Linked DNA regions of Homo sapiens: region 1 is linked to region 2. The links are chromatin contacts, found by Hi-C or POLR2A ChIA-PET in ENCODE. All regions are on one chromosome and are shown on one strand. The core of a region is the stretch at or near the end of the contact, and the rest is flanking DNA. Distances in the headings are between cores, read along the strand shown. Region 1 overlaps PSD4 (pleckstrin and Sec7 domain containing 4). Region 2 has its middle 15 kb from the start of PSD4.

The links. Hi-C counts contacts between places; a loop is a spot of excess contacts on that map. ChIA-PET counts read pairs that join two places held with the same protein, here RNA polymerase II (POLR2A). Pooled maps may share reads with other maps.
Region 1: a map of PC-3 shows a loop between it and region 2 (7-fold over the local background). The contact joins two enhancer-like sites. A Hi-C loop is called at or near these places in 24 of 168 maps with a recorded cell type or tissue (B cell, CD14-positive monocyte, CD4-positive, alpha-beta memory T cell and 19 more), 2 of 37 single-sample maps with no recorded cell type and 16 of 50 pooled maps. POLR2A ChIA-PET finds 5 or more read pairs at or near these places in 30 of 52 experiments (A549, B cell, BJ and 24 more).

The regions. Positions count from the first base shown.
Region 1 is chr2:113,194,946-113,201,388 of GRCh38, forward strand. It overlaps PSD4 (pleckstrin and Sec7 domain containing 4), which reads left to right. Exons shown (of 17, transcript NM_012455.3): 11 at 782-825; 12 at 1,202-1,362; 13 at 2,619-2,689; 14 at 2,802-2,968; 15 at 3,795-3,939; 16 at 4,138-4,281; 17 at 6,213-6,443. Among named protein-coding and RNA genes, the nearest start is that of PSD4, 24 kb to the left of the region's middle. RefSeq lists a silencer at 4,244-4,533. Within about 2 kb of position 4,251, at least 24 of the 41 ENCODE cell types and tissues checked have a DNase peak (open chromatin) inside an H3K27ac peak, as active enhancers do; they include HCT116, PC-3, adrenal gland and 4 more, where a contact is called at or near this core.
Region 2 is chr2:113,155,366-113,162,543 of GRCh38, forward strand. No RefSeq gene overlaps it. Among named protein-coding and RNA genes, the nearest start is that of PSD4, 15 kb to the right of the region's middle. RefSeq lists a silencer at 1,697-2,226. Within about 2 kb of position 1,651, at least 18 of the 41 ENCODE cell types and tissues checked have a DNase peak (open chromatin) inside an H3K27ac peak, as active enhancers do; they include HCT116, PC-3, adrenal gland and 4 more, where a contact is called at or near this core.

The sequences.
Region 1 (6,443 bases), core at 3,001-5,500, 42 kb after region 2:
GAAGCAAGCGAGATAACATCTACGTTAATATGTCAAACTTTTAGTGCATCATTCATTCATTTACTGCACATTTATTGTGGGGATTGGTCAGCCAGTTTCTTCTCCATCAGATCCCTCCCAGTAGAATGCCATGTAGGTAATTCATTTCTCCTCCATGAGAACTAGTTAAGGCCTCAGTAAGCATGGGCAGGACAGGGACTTGTCTGCCCTGGTCATCATCTTTTTTTTTTTTTTGAGATGGAGTCTCATCCTGCACTGTCGCGGGAGTGCAGTGGTGTGATCTTGGCTCACTGCAACCTCCGCCTCCCGGGTTCAAGCAATTCTCTTGCCTCAGCCTCCTGAGTAGCTGGGATTACAGGTGTGCACCACCACGCCCAGATAATTTTTTGTATTTTTAGTAGAGACAGGGTTTCATCATGTTGGCCAGGCTGGTCTCGAACTCCTGACTTCAAGTGATCCACCCGCCTCGGCCTCCCAAAGTGCAGGGATTAGAGGTGTGAGCCACTGTGCCTGGCAGGTCATCTTTATGTCTCTAGCACCCAGCATAGTGCTTGTTGCTGGGAAATACTCCAGAAATACTTTGTTGCACGGATGGATGGATGGATGGATGGATGGATGGATGGATGGATGGATGCTTGCTTACTCAAGGAGGAAGGGCACCTATGTTGTGGGTGGAGGAGGCAGGCTGTACACATGCCCCTATCCTACCTCTGCCAGACAAAGAGACTTTAGGCTCCACAGCCCTGAGGCTCCCCTGCCCACCTGTGTGCTTCTGTTCCAGGCCCTCTACTGGTCTATCCGCAGCGAGAAGCTCGAGTGGGCCGTGTGAGTGAGACTCCCTTTCCCCTCTCCCTCTCACCCCTCTCCCCTGTCTTTGGACTGTCCTCCCTCTGTCACCCACCCGAGAGTTAGAGAAACTCAGATAGTGCTCCCCTTGGAGTGAGGCAAAGCCAGAGGCAGGGCTCTGGGGAGAGAGCATAGAGGAGCCCAAGTAATACCGGAGGGCCAGAGGTAGTGGGGCGTGGGGTATGGCAGAATTTTCAGGAATTGATGGGTTCACTGTGAAGGAGGACTCCTTGTGGGGGGTCCTGGGGTGTGGCTTCCCAGGAAAAGAGAGGTTGCTAAGGCTCTGGGAGGCAATGGATACCTCCCAGTTCTCTTTGCATAGTCAGCACTTCCAGCCCGATTCTCTGATGTTCAGGGATGAAGAAGACACAGCCAGACCTGAGAAGGCCCAGCCGTCCCTGCCAGCTGGCAAGATGAGCAAGCCCTTCCTTCAGCTGGCTCAGGATCCCACAGTGCCCACCTACAAGCAGGGCATCCTGGCTCGGAAAATGCATCAAGATGCAGACGGCAAGAAGAGTGAGTGTCTGCTGCCCACAAACAGGGTGGCGTGCTGGGAGCAGCCCTGCTCAGGGACCTGTGCCGATGCATGCACAGGTGTGCAGAGAGACAGCCCGCGTTGAGGACAGGCAGCCAGCCCATGTTCCTTCCTCAGTGCGTACTGAACAGTGACCATGTGCTGGATGCTGTGTGAGGCACTAGAGGGTAGGTAGGAGAACCCAGACAAAACAGGCCTAGTTATTCCTGGGCCCCAGAGTCCCTGTAGTAAGGTAGAGATTAGACAAGTGTGTCAATGTCTGCGAAAAAAATGTAGCAAGAGCTGAGTGTCTAGGGGCTGAATCAAGTGAGGAGAAAAAGGTTTTTGGTTTTGTTTTGGAAGCGGGATGTGGCTACAGGGAGAGGTAAGGCTTCTGGTAAGTGATGGTATCTGCGCTGAACTTTGGAGGAGAAGAGGGTCTGGAATTTGGAAGCTGGGCAGAGGGCATCCCCCACAGAGAAAACAGCAAGCCGAGTTTGCTCAGAACATGGGGTGTGTGAAAGGGAGGTACACTTGAGGCAAAATTGCCAGGGCCTGCATTTGGGCCTTATTCCACAGGCAGCTGAAGGCTTTTGATTATGGCACCAACATGTCCAGAGTGGTGATCTCAGCAGACTAATGTGCAAGCACAGATTGAATAGGCTGGGGCGACCAGGATGGGAACTAGCATTGGCTGTGAAGCCGCCGGGGCCCTAGGGCTGCCTTTTGTCCAAGGAGCTTAGAATGGATCTTACCACACAAGACCAGGGTGGAGAGGTAGGGGGAAAAGAGGGCAGGTGGTGCTCAGAGTGGGGTACACAGGGAAGGGCACCCCAAAGCTGGGCTCTGCGCCCTTGAGCCCCTCTAGATGGGTATGCAAGGTCAAGATCATCCTGCAGGGACTAGAAAGCTGTCTGGGAGGAGCTGTGTTTGTGCCTGGGTGTTTGCCACTACTTGGGGTAGTGGGTGTGTGTTTGGAGTTGGAGAGAAGATGATATGTATGAATATCTATATTTGGATGTGAGTGGTTCTATGGTTTTGTTTCCAGCGGGCATTGCCTGTGTGTGGAGAGACTCTATATGTTTGTTTACGATTGTATGTGTTTTCTTGTGTTGGCATGTTCTGCATTTGTGTGCATCCTGGTGAGAGACTGGAGGTGGTGTGAGGGACAGGGGGCATATGCACACTTGCGTGTGTCTGAGTGTGTCTGGATGCTGGTGCCCCCACCTACAACATTTGTGTTCTGTTCCTGGAACAGCGCCATGGGGCAAGCGTGGCTGGAAGATGTTCCACACCTTACTGCGAGGGATGGTTCTCTACTTCCTGAAGGTAGGAAAGGAGCCAACACCCCTGTCAGAATGGGAGACTGAGAGAGGCCCAGAACAGTCTGGAGGGTGGGCAGCTGATGATAACCTCTTCTCTGAGCCCCTGTGACTGGTAGCAGGGAGAAGACCACTGTCTGGAGGGGGAGAGCTTGGTGGGGCAGATGGTGGATGAGCCCGTGGGGGTGCACCACTCGCTGGCCACCCCCGCCACGCATTACACCAAGAAGCCGCACGTCTTCCAGCTGCGCACGGCTGACTGGCGCCTCTACCTCTTCCAGGCACCGTAAGTCCCTGGGGTGGGAGACTGTGGCAAGGCCTTGCCCTGCCCTAGTTCTCTCTCCCCTGACCCTGCTGACACCTGAGGCTTGTGGGCCCCAGGGGGTCCTGGTGGGAATGGCCGTATGATCAGAAATTCTTAGAAAGCGGCAGCAGGAAGAGGAGCTGGGGACCAGGGATGAAGCCCAGGCATCGCCTACTTCCTCCCCATCCTTGGCCAACTTTGCCAGCACAGTATGCCTTTTCCTTGTCAGTGGGATAAAGCCTCCCAGTTCAGAACACAGGATTCCGGGAAGTTGCTAATGATTGACCATATCTGGCATTTGTTATGAAATCTGTCACCTTCTCAGATTGTCCTCTTTATTTTTTATTGTTTATTTTTGAGACAGAGTCTCGCTCTGTCGTCCTGGCTGGAGTGCAGTGACTCTCACCTCGGCTCACTGCAACCGCCGCCTCCCGGGTTCAAGCGATTCTCATGCCTGAGCCTCCCGAGTAGCTGGGATTAAAGGCGGGCGCCACCGCGCCTGGCTAATTTGTGTATTTTTAGTAGAGACGGGGTTTCACCCTGTTGACCAGGCTGGTCTCGAACTCCTGACCTCAGGTGATCCGCCTGCCAAGGCGTTGCCACCGCACCGGGCCTCCAAATTTTCCTCTTTATTGATAAGAAATGCCACGGTCAGAGGTCGGGTGCCCGGCTAGTGGCAGGGCTGTAACTATGGGAGGCTGAGTTCTGAGCAGCTGGCCAGCTGTGCAAGCAGCCACAGGAGGGGGCGGGAGGAGGGTGACAGGACGGACTCTGTGTCCCCGGGGACCAACGACCTCCTTTGCCCCAGCACTGCCAAGGAGATGAGCTCCTGGATCGCGCGCATCAACTTGGCTGCGGCCACGCACTCCGCGCCGCCCTTCCCCGCCGCTGTGGGCTCCCAGCGCAGATTCGTGCGGCCCATCCTGCCCGTGGGCCCCGCCCAGAGCTCCCTGGTACGGCCTCCGGGAAGGGGTGGGGTCCGGCGGAACTGGGAATGTGCACCTGGAGCCCCAGGACTAACTCGGGGAGGCTGGAGGCGGGCTGCGCACTTGGCCTGGGAACCGAGGCGGCCAGGGGGGCGGCGCGCCCGGGCCCGGAAAGCGGCGGAGGGGACGCCCGGGACAGCGCCCCTCACCGCCCGCTGCTCGCAGGAGGAGCAGCATCGATCCCACGAGAACTGCCTGGACGCTGCCGCGGACGACCTGCTGGATCTACAGAGGAACCTGCCGGAGCGGCGGGGCCGTGGCCGCGAGCTGGAGGAGCACCGCCTGCGGAAGGAGTACCTGGAGTACGAGGTGAGCGGCCGAGCCCACCTCCCCGCCGCTGCGCAGCGCCCTCTCCGCCCTCTCGTGGCCGCCTCGGTCCCTGCAGCCGTCACTGCCCTGACCGCGCCGGGGCGGGGAGAGGCGCTTGCGTGCGGGCGGGGCCCGCGTGCGCCGTCTGCAAAGGGGCGGGGGCTCCCACATGGACACCCGCGTGCACGGGCGTGCACAAAGAGTGTGTGTCCCCACGCACTTAGGCCTGTCGCCTCTCGTCCTGGGGGCACATAGCAGCTGCTTGTCTGGAAACACCCATAGCAGATGTTATTTTACAGTTTTCTTTTCTCCTAAGAGTATATTTGGCTTTTCCCAAGTTGAAGGGAAAACTGTATTTCAGCTCAACTGTTCCTTCTAATACCTACCAAATATTAATAGGTAGTATGGATGGAGCTTGTCTTCCTTGCATGGATTGTCTCATTCAATTAACAGCTCTGGGTAGGTCCTGTTATCCTCATTTTACAGATGAGGAAACTGAGGCACAGAGAAATTAAACTACTCTTCCAAATCTGGTAAATTTACATGCTGCTCTAAATGCCCCGTTTATGGTCTTAACTAAGAAATGACCGTGTTTTTTTGTTTTTGTTTTTGTTTTTGAGACAAAGTCTCGCTCTGTCGCCCAGGCTGGAGTGCAGTGGCTCGATCTCAGCTCCCTGCAACCTCCGCCTCCCAGGTTCAAGCGATTCTCCTGCCTCAGCCTCCCGAGTAGCTGGGATTACAGGTGTGAGCCACCACACCTGGATAAGTTTTGTATTTTTAGTAGAGACAGGGGTTCACCATGTTGGCAAAGCTGGACTTGAACTCCTGGCCTCAAGTGGTCTGCCTGCCTCAGCCTTCCAAAGTGCTGGGATTACAGGTGTGATCCACTGCCCCGGCCAGTAATGACTTTGTTGACTCTACAGCCCATGTTGAAATGTTTTATCCCTTAGTCTCCCCCAACCCTCACCCATCCACCCACACTCCCCAATTCTGCTTTGGTGTGACGTCAGTTCATCTGGGATCCTAACACTGGGTGCCTGCTTCAGGGATCCTGGGTGCCTGCTTAGGGTGAGGGCCCACTGGGCAGGAAGGGTAGGTGAATGCAATGTGAAAATAGAGGGAATCAGAGGCCACCCAGAGGCAGAGACCAGGAAGTGGGAGTCAACATCGCCTCCTGCCTGTCCCCGCTGTGCCCGCATGCAGCCCTCTGCCTGTCTTTCAAGGTCCCAGGCTATCCCTTGGCTTGTTGGTTGTATCCATGGCTGTGAACTCCCCACTTCTCAGAGGCCTCAGGGTGTGGCTGTGAGGACCCAACCTCTTCCTCCCACTGACCAGCTGGGACCTTTAACAAGTCACCAGCCCTCCCTTCCGCAATGATTTGTCCCCTCCCAGGGCTGGCATGAGGATCCAATGGGATGGAGGGTGAGGAAGCACTTTGTAAACTGGAAACCATATCCCAAGGATGCTAGCTGCAGGGGCCTCAGGAGTACAGTGTTAAGTAGATGAGGGTAGTTAGCATCATGCTCCACAGATGCCAATTGTTAAAATGCTATTTAGACCCAATTAGGGCTGTACAGATGTGAGCTGTTTGTGTGTAGGGCTGCAAAGATCTCAGGCATAGTGGGTGACACATCTTTTAGTGCCTCAAAGATGGAACATGGCATAGAGATGTTAGTTACAGCACTCCAAGGGGTTGGTTATTATTAGAACAGGGCTGGGCTGATATGTGTCATTATAATACTATCCAGAGGTGTGCTCTGCAGTCTGCTTATCCAAGCATTATACTGACACTCACGGTTGGTCCAGCCCTCTTTCTGTCGAGGTCTGTATCGCCATAGCTTCATGTACCTGTGAGCTGTCCCTCACGATTCTAGCCTCCTCCCAACCTGGAGCCAGGATGGTGCTAAGGTGGTGGGGCCTGTGTGTTGCAGAAAACCCGCTACGAGACCTACGTGCAGCTGCTGGTGGCCCGCCTGCACTGCCCCTCTGATGCTCTGGACCTGTGGGAGGAGCAGCTGGGGAGGGAAGCTGGAGGCACTCGGGAGCCCAAGCTCAGCCTGAAGAAGTCCCACTCGAGCCCGTCCCTGCACCAGGATGAGGCTCCCACCACGGCCAAGGTGAAGCGCAACATCTCAGAGCGCAGAACCTACCGGAAGATCATC
Region 2 (7,178 bases), core at 401-2,900:
CAGATCCCCATCTAAAAAGATTAAGCAGTAGTGTTGCACATTGATTTAGAGCAAGGGTCCCCAATCCCCTGTTCATGGCCTGTTAGGACCATGTTGGGGGTGGGGGATTGAGAGCAAAGCTTCATCTGCATTTACAGGCACTCCCCATTGCTTGTATTACCACCTGAGCTCCACCTCCTGTCAGATCAGCTGCGGCATTAGATTCTCATGGGAGTGCAAACACTATCGTGAACTGTGTGTGCGAAGGATCTATGTTGTGCATTCCTTATGAGAATCTAGTGCTTGATGATGTGTCGCCGTCTCCTATCACCCCTAGATGGGATTGTCTAGTTTCAGGAAAACAAGCTTAGTGCTCCCACTGATTCTACATTATGGTGAGTTATAAAATCATTTCATTATATATTACAATGTAATAATAACAGAAATAAAGTGCACACAATAAATGTAAGGTGCTTGAATCATCCTGAAACACCATCCACTCCCACCTCCCCTATCTGTGGAAGAATTGCCTTCCACAGAAACCAGTCCCTCCCTGGTGCCAAAAAGGTTGCAGACTGCTGATTTAGAGCATGGTCTTTGGGTCTTGCCTGATTGCCTGTCCGTGCGTCCTTGATCAGGTTACTCAGCCTCTCTGTGCCTCAGTTTCCTCATGAGGTGTAAAGCTTCCTAACTCATAGGGTTGCCGTGAGGATTAAATGTTTTAGGACAGCTTATTGCCTAGCACTCAATAAATATTAGGTGTTATCATGGTTGTTGCTGCTTGTAGAGAGCCTGGTCAGCTTCATTTTAGCAGCATCAAATCAAGAAATGGACCTCTCTAGGTTGCCAATTCCTAGGGGAGCTAAAATGTTCACTAGATATTGTGAATAAATGTGAACTTTCAAGAGCCAATTCTTCAAGATGGATCCTGAGTGGCTAACTCGGCCTAAATCTGTTTTATTTTATTTTATTTTTCCGTTTTTACATGTCAAATAACTGGACTGTATTGGTCTAAATTCAAAATAGAGCCAAGTGGTCACTTGCTGACTAAAGGTCACATATGCTGAGCTCTCTGGAAACCAGCACCTTCTTGTTTCTGGGATTTTCAGAGCTCACCTGAACCAACCAATCAGAGCTCACCTGCCTTGGCCAATCAGGGCTCAGCTGTATCACCCAGTCAGGACTCAGATGTATTGATCGATCAGAAGTTGGCCTTGTAAAGCAATCAGAACTAAGCAAATTTCAAACCTTCATTTGCACAGGAAACCTGTGTGGGACCATTTGCTATGAAACCCGAGCCTTCCCTTTGTTCTTTGGAAGGGCACCTTTGTTTTACAATAAAGGTTGTGCCTCTCCAGTTTACAAACTGCTTACTGGAAGATTCCTTCTGGAGAACTTTTATTCACAATATACAGGAAATATGGAATCATTTAACTCAAAATGTCATTATACGGTGCCTTACATAGTTACAGAAATAGAAACCAGATAGTGCCATCAAGGGTGATATTGAAAAATAATAGCGTCTCGCCAATGACAACCTGTTCTGAGCTTATGTTTGCTAAAATAGATTGAGTGTAAAATCACAGCTATTTGCTTCTGTGCCACCAATCCCCAAACCAACTAGTGAATGTTCACCGTAAGCCAACAGTTACAGACAGGTGAAATTTGGAAATCAAATAATGCAACTTTTTCTTGTGCCCAGTGAATGGTAAATGAACAAGGGGTTTGTAGGGACTCCAGACAGTCCCTGTCAAGGCTCACGCGTATCTGGGGCGGGCCTCAGTTTCCGGTTCAGGTACTGGAAAAATAACCGGAGGGCTTTGCAGAGCCTGCGGCCCGGTAGCGCACAGGCCAGACGACGGCGCCGTGCGGGGCGCGCAGGAGGTACCCGGCCTGCCCGGCGGCCCAGCCCGGCGCCACAGCGGTCAGACCAGTCCCACAGCTTCGCCCCCGCCACCCCCAACCCCGGCCCGGCCTCAGCCCGCCCCTCCCCGCCCTGCGCCGCCGCCCGCCCGCCTGCGCTCCCGGAAACCGAGTCCCTCCTGCGAGCGCGCAGAGCCGGACTGGCCCAGCCCCCCGCGCGCGCAGCCGAGGCCCCGCAGCTCTCGCCGCCCCCAGCCGGCGCCTGGGCGCGGGGCCGTGGGGCGCGCGGGCCCGCGGGAGGCCGGAGCAGGAGCCCGGCGGGAAATGGGTAAGGGACCACGGGGAGGCCTGGGCCGGGCGGGGGCACCCCCGGCCGTCGCCGCCCTCGACGGTGACCGTGTGCCGTGCAGCGCTCTCGCCACGCCGGCGAGCACCTGCGGAGCGGCTGTCGCTGAGGGTTAGGGTCCCTGGAGCCGGAGAGAGGGTTGAGAGCGAGCAGGGGACCCTGAGGATCCAGCCTAACCGAGCGGCGGAGACTGGGACGGCAAGGGGACGCTGTCTCCACTGAAGGAGTCAGCCTGGGCTCTCTCGCCGCGGGCGACTCCAGCCGCGCTGTTGGATCCTGGCTCCAAGCCCCGCTGGCTGGCGAGCAGGAGGAGCCCTTAAAGCCATCCAGGTGTCAGAATCAGGCGACACTGAGGGCTTTGCTCCTAATCTGTCATGGCCCTGTGCCTCAGTGGTTTCTGGTGCTCATGACCAGGCCAGGCTGTGGCCCCGGCTTGGTGGGAGCTGCCCCCCCGGGACTGCACTGGGCTAGAGGACCAGGCAGCTCTTCTCTACCCCCTTGGGTGCTGGCCCTCCTCCTAGGTGTGTCTAGCAAGAAAGTATGAGAGATTTCTGGGAAGGTAAAAAGTGTCTGCACAGCTGACAAACTCATATCCCTCTAGGATTTCTTTTTGGCTCTAGAATTGTCTAGCTCATCTTTTCTGTAGGATGATGGAGCTAAGAATGTGAGTGAGTTCTTTGCTGGATTTTTCCACGCTGCAGGATGGACTTGCTGCTCTGGTCAATGCACTCGCCAGACCTCTGTGTCCATGGTCCGCATGTCTAGGTCAGGGGACCAGTATCAAAGTGAAGACTGGGCAAGTAAGCCCCACCTGCCCTTGAACCTCAGGCTTGGCCCCTCCCGAGGCCCAGAGCTGATTGAATGTTAATTAGCAACTAATTGGATGTCCATGAGACTCTCTACATAAAGAACACACCAAGGTCAGGTTTAGACAGTGTGTAGTGCCAAGTGATTCATTCTTTTCTTCCAGACGTGATATTTCCTGTATGTGAAGCATATAAAGAAGAGTCATTCATTCACTCATCTAGCAGATATTTACTGAGTGTCAACTACGAATCAGGCATGCAGGCACTGCGAATACTACTGCTCTTATTTGCATATGGGTTGGAAAGAGAAAATAAGCAAGTAAGCTGTTGAATGACATTATTTCAGAGAGCAATAAATGCTGAAAACACAAAACTGAAAAATTCCCAAAAAGAGGGATATGGGGCATGACAGTGAAACGTATAAGAGAAATTGGGCCTTAACTAGAAAGTGTAGCAAACAGACTTTCTAAATTAGGTGGGAAAATGGTCTCATGTTCAGGTCCTCAAAATCTAGGGGCACAGAATGAGGTGCCCTCTGTTCCTATCAGCAGGGAGTTATAAGCTGCTTATAAAGGATCAGTGAGAAATGAACTAGTGGTGAGTAGCCCCTCTCTAAGAGTATGTTTCTTATTGGGAAGCTTAAATCTAAGACAGAGATTAAGATTCCCAGAAAACATGGTCTATTGACTCACTCACTCATTTGTATATTTATTCAACAAATATTTATTGAAGGCCTGTATGTCCCAGGCACTATTCCAGGTTTTAAGGATACATCAGTGAACAAGACAATCCTGCATCTCACAGAGCTTATTTCTTGTGGGAGAAACAGACAATAAACAACATAGCAATTTTAATGTCGTGTCAGATGAAGGATCTGAAGAAAAGCAAGGCAGCTTAAGGGGTTAAAGTTGATAGGGGCTGCTGTGTTCAACAGAGTAGTCAGGACAGGCTGTGCTTAGATGAAATTTGAGCAGAGACGTGAATGTATGTGGGACATAGCCATGTGACTGCCTGGGGGAAGAACATTCCAGGCAGAGGGAACAGCAAGTGCAAAGGCCCTGAAGCCAGAGCGAGGCATGAAAATGCTGGGCATGCTGGACGAACAGGGAGGAGGTCAGTGTGGCTCTGGGGTGGGGAGCAGGCATCTCAGAGACTTGTCTTAAAGGAGGCTGGGGTAGGGCTCAGCCTTGACCAAAGGCACCCAGGAAAGCAGATGGTGTCCCTCACTGCTGTGGCAGGAAGATTTACAATCTCCAACTTATGGACAGGCCTGGTAGTTTATGCCAAGTAGGGCAAGAAGTGATCAACAGAGATGGAGAGCATGTCTTTTGCTAGGAGAGGTATCATTTGCTTTTCTTACTCACACTCTGCATCCTTCAAAACATTATGGGCAGCCTAACTAACATGGTGAAATCCCGTCTCAGCTAAAAATACAAAAATTAGCCAGGAGTGTTGGCGCTTTCCTGTAATCCCAGCTACTCGGGAGGCTAAGGCATGAGAATCGCTTGAACCCAGGAGGCAGAAGTTGCAGGAGCGGAGACTGTGCCACTGCACTCCAGCCTGGGCGACAGAGTGAGACCTTGCCTCGAAAATAAAATAAAATATAATAATCATCATAATAATAACATTATGGGGCCACACAATGAGAATTAAGTGGGCAGCAGACCCTGAGGTTTTCAAATTTAGTATTAGGTTGGTGCAAAAGCAATTGTGACGTTTGTCATTACTTTTAATGGCAAAAACCACAATTGCTTTTGCACCAACCTAATAAATGCCCAGGGAATGAAAGATGAGAAAAAACCTGCCTTCCGGGAAAATTCCAATAATCTATTTTTATTTTCATCCTTAAAACTATTAGATGATCTCATTAACAGGTTTTTCTTAAAAAAAAAAAAAAAAAACCAGCCCAAGAGCATATAAATCATTAGCATTTATTGAACACATACTATATGCCAGGCCCTACTTTGGGTAACTTGTGTGCAGTAACACAAATAATTCCCGCAGCAAGTCTATGCAGTTTATACTATTATGATCCCACTTCACAGATGGGAAAACTGAGGCCCAGAGCAAGTAAGAAAGTTGGCCAAGGTTACATGGGTAGTAAGTGAAGAATCAGAATTTGCCATCAGCTGGTGCCATTTTTGAGCCAAGTGCTCTCATACTATGCTGTAACAATGTCAGAGAGCCAACCTTGGGCCCAAATTTTGAAGATATTCTGTCCACCAAAATGGACTTCTGACTGCCCTAACTTTTGGAGAAGCTCCTAGTTGGCAAATGAAATTGGTCCCTTTATAAAATAGTCGTGGCTGGCCGGGCGTGGTAGCCTGTAATCCCAGCACTTAGGGAGACTGAGGCTGGCAGATCACTCAAGGTCAGGAGTTCGAGACCAGCCTGGCCAACATGGTGAAACCCCATCTCTACTTAAAAAGAAAGAAAGAAAGAAAGAAAGAAAGAAAAATACAAAACTTAGCCAGGCATGGTGGCTCACGCCTGTATTCCCAGCTACTTGGGAGGCTGAGGCATGAGAATCACTTGAACCACGAAGGTGGAGGTTGCAGTGAGACAAGATTTTGCCACTGCATCCCAGCCTGGGTGACAGAGCAAGACTCTTGTCTCAAAAAGAAATAAATAAATAAAATAAAATAGTTGTGGCCATGTGGCATATTCCACAAATACTGGTCTCAGACCATGGTGAGGATGCGGGTGCAGGGTGAGGACTACATAGGGTGCGGTAGGTCAGTGGATCAGATCCAGTTAGCCGGGGCTCAGCCTTGTGCCCAGGAGGCTAAAGCAGGAGGATTACATGAGACCAGGAGGGCAGGTTTTGTCCATAGTGCATGACAACAGATGGTTAGAGAGAAGACAGCTGCTGGGTTTGAGCACATTCTACTTCTCTCCTTCTTTAAAAAAGATGTTTTTAAGATAGTACTGGCCGGGCACAGCGGCTCATGCCTGTAATCCCAGCACTTTGGGAGGCCAAGGCAGGCAGATCACCTGAGGTTAAGAGTTCAAGACCAGCCTGACCAACATGGAGAAACCCTGTCTCTACCAAAAATACAAAATTAGCCAGGCGTGGTGGCACATGCCTGTAATCCCAGCTACTCGGAAGGCTGAGGCAGAAGAATCGCTTGAACCCAGGAGGTGGAGGTTGCGGTGAGCCGAGATTGCACCATTGCACTCCAGCCTGAGCAACAAGAGTGAAACTCCATCTCAAAAAAAAAAAAAAAAAAAAAGATAGAACTTACATAGGTTAACACTCTTTAAAAATATTTTTAAAGGCAATATTTACATGTATTCAAAAATCTTTTTAAAATATTAATGCAAACAGCCCTTAAGGTACACAGTGAAAAATCTCTTTCCCTCTCCTGTCCTGTCATCTCCAATTCTCCTCGGAGGCAATTTCTTGAGAATACTTTCAGAGCGACATATTCTATTTGTAAACAAGCATATATGTATGTATACCTTCCTTGTCTTCTTCTTTTTTTAAAACATAAATAGTAGGAAATAATACTTAGGTATGCACTTTTTAAACTTAATATACTTAATCATTCTGCTTCAAGACATATAGACAGGTTTCATCTTTCTTTCTTTTTTTTTTGAGACGGAGTCTTGCTCTGTTGCCAGGCTGGAGTGCAGTGGCATGATCTCGGCTCACTGTTACCTCCGCCTCCTGGGTCAAGTGATTCTGCTGCTTCAGTCTCCTGAGTAGCTGGGACTACAGGCATGCACCACCACAACCAGCTAATTTTTGTATTTTTGGTACAGACGGGGTTTCACCATGTTGGCCACGATGGTCTCGATCTCTTGACCTCGTGATCCACCCGTCTCGGCCTCCCAAAGTGCTAGGATTACAGGCATGAGCCACCATGCCCGGCTTTGCTTTTTTTTTTTTTGGAAACAAGGTCTCACTCTGTCACCCAGGCCGGAGTACAGTGGTACAGTCATGGCTCACTGCAGCCCGACCTCCTGGGTTCAAGTGATCCTCCAGCCTCAGTGCCCTGCCCTGCCCACCCTCTGCCCAGTAGCTGGGACCACAAGCAGGCGCCACCACGCCAGGCTGAATTTTGTAATTTTTGTAGAGATGGGAGTGTCACTGTGTTGCCCAGGCTGGTCTCAAACTGCTAGCCTCAAGCAATCCTCCCACCTCAGCCAGCCTCCCAAAGTGCTGGGATTATAGTCGTCAG